2 separate regions of the Homo sapiens genome follow, and region 2 is linked to region 1. A link is a contact called in ENCODE Hi-C data. All regions are on one chromosome and are shown on one strand. The core of a region is the stretch at or near the end of the contact, and the rest is flanking DNA. Distances in the headings are between cores, read along the strand shown. Region 1 has its middle 310 kb from the start of SORL1-AS1. Region 2 overlaps MIR100HG (mir-100-let-7a-2-mir-125b-1 cluster host gene).

Region 1 (5,590 bases), core at 1,079-3,578:
GTTGAAGCAAGGAGACAAGAGGCTGTTAAGATAATCTACATGAGAGGATGGGGCATGAGACTAGACTCAGTGTGGAAGTAGATGTGGTGAGAAGGGGTCAGATTCTGGATATATGTTGAAAGTAGAGGCTATAGCAGTTGCCCTTGGAATAGATGCAGGGTGAGATAACAAATGAAATGTCAAAGATGGTCCTAAGGCTTTATAGATCAGTAAACTCTAGACTGGAAGGGTCACTCATGAAATTAGGACAATTTCAGAATAACGAGTTTCAGGGAGATATCAGGAGTTCATTTTCGGACGTGGTGAATTTTAGACGTCTCTTAGACATGCAAGCAGTTGGCTGTATGAGTCTGGCTTTCAGGACACAGGGTCTAGATGGATATGTAAATTGGAGGGTTATCAATGTGTAGATGATAAAACCATGAGATTAAGTTAGCCCTACCCTGCTCACTGTTTGTAAATGAGAACTGAGCCCTGGGACATTCCAAAATGTAAAGGTTAGGGGATGGGGAAGAACAACGTAGAAAAGACTGAGGAGGAACTGTCAGTGAGGTAGGAGAACCAAGAGTGAGTGGTTCCCCAAGGACTAGTGAAGAAACTACCTCAAGGTGAAGATGTGATCCACTGTGGCTAAAAATCAATCATAAAAGACCTTCTGGCAATGTGAAGGTCTTTTTCAACCTCCACTGGGGCTGCGGACTAGTGGAATAGTGAGAACAAAGACTGAGTGGATTCAAGAAAGAACAAGAAGAGAGAAAACAAACAACACATAGACAACTCTGTCAGTGAACTTTGCTGGAAAGAAGAGGGCAGAAGTGGGGTAGTAACTTCAGAGGCATGTAGGGTAAGGGAAGATGAATTTTTTTTGCTTGGTTGATGATGGCTTGGTTGGTTTGTTGGTTGGTTGGTTGAAAGATGGAGGCTATGCCATCATGTTCTCAGGCTGGCAGGGATGATCCAGTAGAGCAGTGTTACATGTAATATAATAGACAGAGACAGCATTGCTGAAGGCATGCCCTTGAAAAGGACAGAGAATGGGAGTCCCAGTGCACAAGTAAGAAGCTTTCCTTAGAACCAACCAGAGTAGCGCTTATCTTACCTGCTTTATATTTCACATTCCACAGAAAACTTCATTAGGGGAATGTGATGGTAAATATTGAGTGTCAACTTGATTGGATTGAAGGATGCAAAGGATTGTTCCTAGGTGTGTCTGTGAGGGGGTTGCCAAAGGAGATTAACATTTGAGTCAGTGGGCTGAGAGAAGCAGACCCACCTTCAATCTGGGTGGACATCATCTAATCAGCTGCCAGTGTGGCTAGGATAAAGCAGGACTAGACTTGCTGAGTCTTCTGCCTTCCATCTTTCTCCTGTGCTGGTTGCTTCTTGCCCTCGAACATCAGACTCCAAGTTCTTCAGCTTTTGCACTCTTGGACTTACACCAGTGATTTGCCAGGGGCTCTCGGACCTTCCGCCACAGACTGAAGGCTGCACTGTTGGCTTCCCTACTTTTGAGATTTTGGGACTCGGACTGGCTTCTTTGCTCCTCAGCTTGCAGACTGCCTATTATGGGACTTCGCCTTGTGATTGTGTGCGTCAGTACTGCTTAATAAACTCCCCTTCAAATATACATCTATCCTATTGGTTCGGTTCCTCTAGAGAACCCGGACTAACACAGAGAAATATATGTTTTGTTGCTAATTTTAAAATAATAAATGATAACTCTCTATTTGCTTTATTTATTCCTCACATGTCCTTATGAGTCACTTTACTGCCATTTTACTAATAAGAAAACTGAGCCTCAGAAAATGTACATGACTTCATCAGGTTCTCAATGTTTGTATGAAAACTGGGGCTCAAACTGGGTCTGGCTAATTCCAAAGGCCATACATGTTCCACAACATCAGAGCCTGGAATTCCCCCAGAGGGACCACCCGCTAATGAGAAAGGGAGGACATCATCTCACAATGCCAGGCCAGAACAGAACAACGGAGGTAAACCTAAAGGCTCTCAGGTACAAGTGCTAGGAGGCAAGACCAAGTGATGCGCCTGGGCTCTCTGCAGTGAGGCCTTTGGGGAAGGTGTGGTTCGGCTCACAGCTTTTAAAGGTAGAGACGGATGGGAGCATCAGTACTTCACAAGGTTATGGGAAGGTCATGAGAAGAGCTGGACTCCCAAGTCAGGCTGATTAGTCTTGTGTGAATGAGAAGGAGCAAATGTTTCCACTTGAACTGAAAGTGCAGGAGCAGAAGCTGAAAAAAGCATGATGGGGCTTCTTGGGGTTTCCGGTGACTTCAGTAAGCGCTTCATAAATTCCTACCCTGTGTGCAGCATAATGCCTCATGCTCAGAAAAGAAAGAGGAACTGTCATCCTGCCCTGAAGGTACTTACACAATGAACAATTTCAATTCAGCATAAGATTTTGAAATACCTTCATTATTCAGTCTTCTCCAGAGAAACAGAATCAATAATACATAGATATAGAAATGTAGAATAGAGATAGAAACTTTCATTTATTTATTTAAAGAGATTTATTTCAAGAAATTGCCTCATAGGATTGCAGGGGCCAGACACAAGTCTGAAATGTGTAGCACAGGCCAGCCAGTTCAGGAAACTCAGGCAGGCATTGATGCTGCAGTTTTGAGGCAGAATCTTTTCTTCTCTAGGAAACCTCAGTTTTTGCTCTTAAGACCTTTAACTGATTGGATAAGACCCATTTGCACTATCCAACGTAATCTACTTAAAATCAACCAGCTGTAGCTGTTAACCACGTTTACAAAATACCATCGAAGCTACATGTGGATTAGTGCTTGATTAAATGATGGGATACTATAGCCTAGCTAAATCGACACAGAAAGCTAACCATCACAGCATCCTATTACTTCCAGGATTTATTCCATAAAAGCCAAAAACAGATACTTTATTTTAGAGACATTTGTCTTCTTGAAGTATTATTTCCTGATCGAATTTTAAACTGTAGACCGCCGAGAAGCCAGAGGAGGGGCTGTCTCTGAGCCGCTGTTCTATTAAGGGTGGTTTATAAAGGTTCTAATTCATTGTAATTAATTTTTATTGTGCAGACTCAGAAGCCTGACAGAGTGAAAGGGGATAATTTCACAAGTCAAAATAACAAATAAGTAAATACAAATAGTCTCCAACTTCCCAAGAGCATATCATGCTCTCCAGGTCTCCCCTCTCTGAATGAAACACAGACCCTGACCCCGGTTTCCTCCCAGGAGTCCTGGCTCTTGGACCCTCCTACCCACCAGTTTTCTAGAAAGCTAACCTGATCTCAAAGGCCCTCAACCCCGACAATCCTCTTCCTCACACCTGGACAATTTTAGGGCTGCTGTCAATCAGATGGAAGAGCTAGATTTAGGGTGTTGAAACAGTACCCTCCGCCAAAAGGGCGAGAGATTCACCACTGGGAGAAAAGCCCTCATTGGTAGTGCTTTTTGCGAACAATGAAACCTCTGCACGGAGGTTCTTTGTTCAGCTCCATGCTCGGAGCCCCTGCGAGCTGAACAGTGCACGCGCGTGTGCTGGATATTAAGTCTCATTTCAAAGACGTTGCAGTGGGCAATGACGTGGGGGCCGGCTGGGGGCCAAGAGTCGGGGGCTCCAGCCGCTTTGAGCATCGGTCTGGAGCGGGGAGAGCTGGAGATGACTTCAGTCCCTGTGATGGGGTGGGGGAACATTTTCTTTTCCAGAAGGTAAGGGAGTCAAGGGGCACTTTGAGTCTCTCAGGCAGGAAGCCTGTGTCGAGGTTTTAGGAGAGTCTTGAGTAATGACCAGTGTGGGTTTCTCACGGAGGACTCATTTATCTGGGTGCCAGTGGGTGAGCCCGGCTTCCCAAGCTTGAAAATTTAGATTTATTGGGTGCCAGAAATTGGACTGGACACCATTTAATAGGCCCACGCACCATGAAGGTGAGGGTAGGGGGATAAGAGTCAAGAGGGCCGCATGGATGGTGAAGAGACGGGGTGTGAAGAAAGCAAAACCTGATTAGTCCCATAAAATTCCAGCCACAGCAGGCAGGAAACACAAGACACTGGAGAAACTGATGGTTTATGAACAGAGCTAAGATGAGATAAAACTGTGGGAAGAGAGAGGTGGAGGCGAGTAAACAGTCTCTCTGAACTTAAGGAAGGGGTTACGAGAGAGAGAGAGAGAGAGAGAGAGAGAGAGAGAGAGAGAGAGGGGGAGAGAGGGAGAGAGAGAGAGGGAGAGAGAGAGAGAGAGAGAGAGAGAGAGAGAGAGAGAGAGAGAGAGAACAGGCTTCCGAACTCTACATGAAGACAAACCTTATGTTAGAAGGGGTAGATCGATAAAAAAGCCATTTGCTGGTTACAAAAGGAAAAGAAAACATATATCTTGTTCAGCCTCTTGATCTGAAACAGAAGAAAAGCTTTGGGATCTATGGAATGTGGATTTACATAGAGAGACCCCAGAATATATAAATACTCAGGCGACTTATAATGTGAAGAGAAAGGCAGAGGGGGACACACTTGCAGGAGGGGACAGAAGTGGGGGTGGGAGGGATGTCCAAACGCCTCACTCCTCAAGTGAACCCGGGGAATGCATATCCCTTCTCTGGGTGCCTCAAGCGGTCTTCATGATTTGTATCTACTTTCTCCCTAGGGCTGGAAGAAGCAGTTTAAAAATGACATTTTAGGCTTTGAGACATTTGAATAAAATGACTATGTAATGTGACACAGCTGATCTGAATCTCTTTACTCACAAACATAGATGTTCATTCAATATTTATTGTGTTTTTTCCTCTGTGCAAGGCACCACACTAGGGTCATGGGTGTAGGAAGGCATGTTAGGCACTTCATTCATTCATTCATTCATTCAGGAAATATCTAGAGGCAAAAAAAAGAGCCCATGACTTCCCTGAAGATGCTCCCATCCCAGGGGAGGAGACGGACAAGTCAATTCCCATGTACGGCACTCAGGAGACCTGAAAGAGGGGCCCATGAATCAGACAGAAGAATCACAGAAATCTTCCCAGAAGAGGTGACTGTCACACCTAGATTGTGGGCTCCTGAACCTCAGTGGTCTGCTGAAAGTCACATTTGTCAATCAAAAACCCAGAAGTTTGGACTAGATGTCAGCACACATGTAGATATTTGGAAATACCCAGCTTTCTGGTGATTATAGCCAAATGCCCAACAGCATTTGTATATAGGAGTGCATGCATGTGCCTTGTAAATAATGCAAACATGTACCATGTAATAATTATTTTTATGAGCTATTCTTCTTCCATGAGAACACAAATTATCAAAATTCTTTGCTATTTTTATACATTAGTTTATTACTTCTCCTCAATTAATGTGGTGAAATTTATATCTTTGCACATGTCCAAGGTAATAACCCCTGCGGCTCAAGGCAACTAGATAAGGCCTTAAAGAAATCAGACTGTGAACAAGGCAGAAGTTTAATAAAATTTGAAACTTACAGCTATTAAGCTATATGAAACCTCATGCTCACAAATATCAGGCAAATATCACTACAGAATTATTCCATGTAAGAAGCGCTGGTAAAAACTTTATATCCCATTTTTGTGACAGGTTTAAAGACTATGTTGGTG
Region 2 (5,590 bases), core at 2,304-4,803, 450 kb before region 1:
GTGTGGTCTTGGGGGCACCTGGAACGGCCTACAGGGGTGCCCTGAGTTCTTCATGATTGCATGCTTTTTGTAGTGGTAGAGTATGAAAATCATTTGGACAACCATTTAGAAATTTTCAAGTGTATTTGAACATACATCGCTTTGTCTATAAACTCGCTAGCTTCTGTGATGACTGTTTAGGTGTATGCGACTCTCTGAACGGACACTGCCACCAGAGCGTGTTGTGCGACAGCTGAAGTACATTTCACTCCCTGGAGCTTCCTGTTAAAATGTCCTAGTATGAGTTCAATTTTTTCTTAGTCATGATTTATTTATTCTCAGGGAAGTTCTTCGCTTTGCCTGCAGTATAAAAATATTAGATTATTTTCTGATTTAATTTGCTCTTATATTTTGTATTGTTCTAATAAGGTAGAAGGCATACGTGACTTTTATCTTTACCTTTTACAATCAGATGTTAGGCATTTCTAAATAGAATACCATTAACTGGGAGACGTTATGCAAATTTCACATTTAATATATTTATATAACATTTTATATTTTAAAATAATGAACAAAATAATTTTTATTAATTTTAAATCATATTAATTAATTTTATTACTAAGCCTCATACTGAATCTCCCAAATTCTTTCCAATTGATCCCTGTCATTCAGCTATTATAATTTTCTGTGCCTGTCATGAAGTGAAAAAAGGTAGGGCAGCGTTGTTACAAATTATCCTTTTTGCCATTTTTCGCCCTGGGAAGTGGATGTAAATGGAAAACAATGTTAGTCTTGGTAGAAGGGACTTGTTAAAAGAATCCAAGATGTTTCTATTTTCATGTTTAAAGCTCCATTTGACAAGATAGTGAAATAAAGTGGGCAACTTTAACTTAAAGGTGTTTCTCGGTGATGGGCACTCTGATAGGATTGGATGTGTTTCTGCAGATTTCTGCCTTCCCAGCTGGATCTCCCTTGTTTTCTGCAGGAGAGAAATGGTAGAAAGAGACAGTAGGAGCTGAAAAGGTAAATGTCACAACACCCAGCCTGCCATACTTTGAAATTCAACATGGATTTAACAGATTGCAAAGTGTCTTAGTCATGTAATTCATGCAATTCGTTAAACCACATTTAAATGAAAAGTAAGTGATATTCTCCTATTTAACAATTAATTGAACAAGTGGTATTATATTGAATTGAAACACTTAAACTTGACTTCTATTGAATAAATACAGCCAATACAGGACAGAAAAAGAAAAAATCTCAAAATGGATCTGAAACTGACCTTAGATGACTCTTCCAGGCTGCTAACAGTGTGTGCAAGGAGTGTCACCTTTCTTCTGGAGGGCTGGGGAGAGAGGCTAATGCTGAGAAAGTGCACCTGAAGCTTTGAATGGTTGCCCTAGGGCGGGGAGGGGGCACAAGGCACGAACTCAGTGATCTCAGGAATAAGACTGCCATAGTTAACAAATGAGAATATGATATATGAAGTATCTGAGACATACTACACTAAAAAACTATTTGTTGTTTGTTCAAAATTCAAATGGAACTGGGCAGTTCTGTTTTTATTTGGCAACCCTACTTAGTTGGGAGGAGCTGTAGGGAGAGGTATCTGGGAAACCATTAAGAAGTAGAAAAAGGCCGGATGCAGTGGCTCACGCCTGTAGTCCCAGTACTTTGGGAGGCAGAGGCAGGTGGATCACAAGGTGAGGAGTTCGAGACCAGCCTGACCAACATGGTGAAACCCTGTCTGTACTAAAATTACAAAAAATTAGCTGGGTGTGGTGGCATACACCTGTAATCCCAACTACTCAGGAGGCTGAGGCAGGAGAATCACTTGAACCCAGGAGGCAGAGGTTGCAGTGAGCCAGGATCACACCATTGCACTCCAGACTGGGTGACACAGCGAGATTCCACCTCAAAAAAAAAAAAAATTAGAAAAAAAGGAGTCTCCCAGCTGGTGAGTGAATATTATAATAAAGACAACAACAAAGACACAAGCATCATTCCTGTGCCATGTATTTGGAATGAGATTTGTATAGGACTTCTAAGGGGCAAAGTGATGGTCAGGGAGGGCTCTAGATAACATCAGAACTTAGTTTTGAAGGAAACTGGAAATTCCCCCAAAAGGATGATGGTGGGAGTTGAGGAATGGCATTTCAGGCAAAAAAAAAAAAAAAAAAAAAAAAAAAAAAAACATGTCCAAAGGCATGGAGTAGTCAAACAACTGGAGTGTCCTTCTCCATGAAGCCTTTCTGGTCACATTCAGAGGGAATTCACCTTGCCTTTCTCTGTTCTGTCATCACCCTTTGTTGCAGCCTAAATCACATAGCCCTTATACTGTCTGCTACTGGGACAACTGTGATGTGGGACCCCATAGAGCTGGCAAGTGGCAGGTGGCTCATGGAAAAGACTCCAGACTTGTCTACTGTCCTAGTTGAGCAGCGAACCCAGATGCTTTTTGCAGAATATTGATTGAGAGCAAACACATCAAATGTTTCAATGATTTTTCAAGCAAAGCAACATTTTGCTATAGTGTATGTATATGTACTTAAGTAAACACTGAAAATGGATTTATATACATCAGAGCTTAGGCATCTACTTCCCACGAGAGAAGTAACAACATGAAAGTAAACCAAATGGAAAAATAAGTAATATTCTTTGCATTCCCTGAGATTTATCCCAAAGCCAACCCTTACTGCTTAAGTGGATGAGGGAAGATTCTCCATTGCATATCTCAGCAGTCTACTGCTTGTGCCCGTTATCTTTTGGAGGGAGGTTGTCTCGTATCTTGTGTGTAACGCTTTTATTCTAGCTTTTAGAATCAGCTGCTTAAAATTCCTCGACTTATGGTGTTAGGTAAATAGATAAGTAGGACTATGCTTTTTTGTCCCATTTTGGGCACACAAACAGAAGAACCTTGGATACTTACTGGAGGGGAACTTTCTCCCTTCTTCCCCCAGTGATATGCTTTGGAGGAGAACTTATGCAGAGATTGGGGCAACAAGAAGGTGCCTTCTACTAGCTTTAAGAAGGAGATAACATTTCCATTTTTTGTTTAAAAATGTTGATTTTCGAGGCTTTACTAACTGTAATAGGTGAGGTTTTTGTTGTGAATATTCTGTTTGCGTTTTGTTGCTGGAGGGAAGGAGAGGCTATTTGGAGAATGATACCTGGCTCATCAGCTGCCCTAAGGGTTCAAAGTGACTTGAGCCTTTCCTCTCCAGGAGCTCTTATATTGCTCCTGAACTTAATGTTATGTGTTGTCTTTCTCTTTCATTTTCTTTGCACATTTCCTAAAGTTCTGAAGTCCTTGACCATCGAAGGATTTTACCTAGATCTCTGACGACCTACCTTGGCTTTTCTTTACCGGAGAATTGCCCATCTATGGTTCTTTGCTCCATCTGTGCAATTTGCCCTTTTCAGGACTTGAGGACAACATGGTCGCCTTTGCCTTGCTTGGCTGTGGTTTGGGGTGGCATTAACACCATGATTTCTTTCAGGGCCCACTGAAGGTTGGTTTCTGCGCTCCTGCGCCACCTGCTGTCACCAGCTCCAAGTGCAGGCTCCCCAGTCGCCAGCCCTGGGCTCCCGGCCCCAGCCAGAGTCCAAACCTCAGACCAACCAGATGTTACTTAGGCTGCCAGATTTCTGTCTGGGCCTTATCTGTACCGTCTTCACTGGCTCACTAGATCAGAATCCCAAATGTCCCTGGATGACTTGCCTCAAGTCACGCAGACCCTGAGCTCTTTGGCCAGAAAGAGGAAGCCTGTTTGATTGGGGGTTGCTGACCAGTGGCTCCTGCCAGCTTTCTGAATGTGTGGCCAGTGGAGGCCGGCCTCTCCTTAGCAGTGAAAATGCAAATGGATTTCTTTAGAAATGTCAACAGACACTTGACACTTATCCTTTAAGGTACTCCCCAACGTGTCTCCTGACTGGGCCAAATTTAGTTTCTCCCAAATTGCTCAGAAATGGAATGTTTGCTTTTTACTTTTTAGCACTCTGGGCTTTTCTACAAACTCATAAAAGTTGGTGATTCTAACCAAGGGATCACAAGAAAGTGGGGTGCTACTTTTTATGAATTAAATTCAGTACCCCCATTATTCTCTGTTTTAGGTTGAAGATCTCTTGATGTCAGGGACTTATGCATTTGCTCCCTCTCCATCACACACAGCCTGGCACACAGTAGGTGCTTCACACAATCTTGTTAAAAGGAGCAGACTCTATCTGGTCAAAATCATTCTTGGAAGTTCTTTTCTATTTGTTTGTTAAAAGGAAAAATGGCCAGAGTTGAGACTGTGAAAGTTCATTCCTGATTTCAGACCAAAAAAAATAAAGCTGAACCTGAGAGAAAAACAATGATGAGTGCAAGTTGTGATTTCTATGATCACTCTGATAAGAATGAGGATCGTGACCGGCTGTGGTCTCCCAAGGTTTGAAAAAAGAGAAATATATGCATGCAGGAGAGAACTGAGTTAGATATGAGATAGAACTTCCTAAGAGCAGAGGTTATGGGATACCCTTATAAAATACAAATGGGGGTTTATGCTAGCAAATACTCTAGAGAGAGATACACATCCATGTAGTTCAATAAACACTTATTAAATTCCTGCATTATGCCAGCACTGTATTAGATACTGGAGTAAAAAAGATTGTAAAGTATAGTACCTGGTCACCAAGAAGACAGAGACTAACAAGCAGACAATTTCAATATAATTTCCTGATTGCTAAGAGAGAAGTATATGTGCCCAGGGTGTTGTGGGAGAATATGAAAGTGCACTAATTCAAGCTGTGTAGTCAGGGAAGGCTTCCTGGAGGAGGTAGTGCTTCTACTGAGTCTTACTATTGGGTGAGAGATATCTAGAGAAATAAATGCAGTCAGCATATTCCAGCAAAGGTGGAAAGCTAGATTAGCTGATGTACAAACATCTTCAGGTCACAGAAACTCCTTTTAGTCCTTCTGAATTGAGTCATCTGGGAAATGCTGTTGTCCCACAAGAAATGTCTTACAATTCTGGCAGCCTAAAGGGGCTCAGTTTTCTATTGCATGTTCAGCTTGTCACCTTGTTAGGACAGCCTCTTATAGACTTAGGAGGGAAAGAGTAAAAGAGGGAATCTTATTTTCATTTGCATCCAAGGATCATGATCCATTAAGCAGCCTCTGTGCTCTAACATTCAGGGAGCTGCAGGACTGGCATATCCTTGATGCATCAGATCTGATATATTTGTGTTCAAAGGGAACAAACCAACTACTACTGATAAGTTCTCTCACAGCAGCTACTTTTTGAGTTCCAACAGGTTGTTGTACCTAGCCCCATTGTACAGGTGGGGAAACTGAGGCTGAGGGGCACAGAGTCACTTTCTAGGCCCTGGGGAATAACTATTGGCTACTGCATAGTAATTTAGCTTCTTATTTCTCACTGTACCTTCCCAGGGTGGGAACCTCTGAGAGTCAATTTTCCCAGAAAGAGGCACTTTCGAAATGGCAGGCCTGTTAGTAATGGCCTGTTTCCACTGGGTATCCTGCCCATTGGGCTGGCACTATGGGAGTGGGGGTTCCCAGCCACCCCAGGGAGGTCATTCAATCCCAGCCATGGCAGCTGGTGTCCTTGGT

What was found. A loop is a pair of places that touch in the nucleus more often than their neighbours do. Pooled maps may share reads with other maps.
Region 2: a pooled map shows a loop between it and region 1 (2.2-fold over the local background). The contact joins two enhancer-like sites. A Hi-C loop is called at or near these places in 4 of 37 single-sample maps with no recorded cell type and 3 of 50 pooled maps.

The regions. Positions count from the first base shown.
Region 1 is chr11:121,764,334-121,769,923 of GRCh38, reverse strand. No RefSeq gene overlaps it. Among named protein-coding and RNA genes, the nearest start is that of SORL1-AS1, 310 kb to the right of the region's middle. RefSeq lists an enhancer at 2,073-2,122. Within about 2 kb of position 2,328, at least 2 of the 41 ENCODE cell types and tissues checked have a DNase peak (open chromatin) inside an H3K27ac peak, as active enhancers do.
Region 2 is chr11:122,213,521-122,219,110 of GRCh38, reverse strand. The region is part of intron 2 of MIR100HG (mir-100-let-7a-2-mir-125b-1 cluster host gene); the gene reads left to right. Among named protein-coding and RNA genes, the nearest start is that of MIR100, 64 kb to the right of the region's middle. RefSeq lists an enhancer at 3,412-3,461. Within about 2 kb of position 3,553, at least 11 of the 41 ENCODE cell types and tissues checked have a DNase peak (open chromatin) inside an H3K27ac peak, as active enhancers do.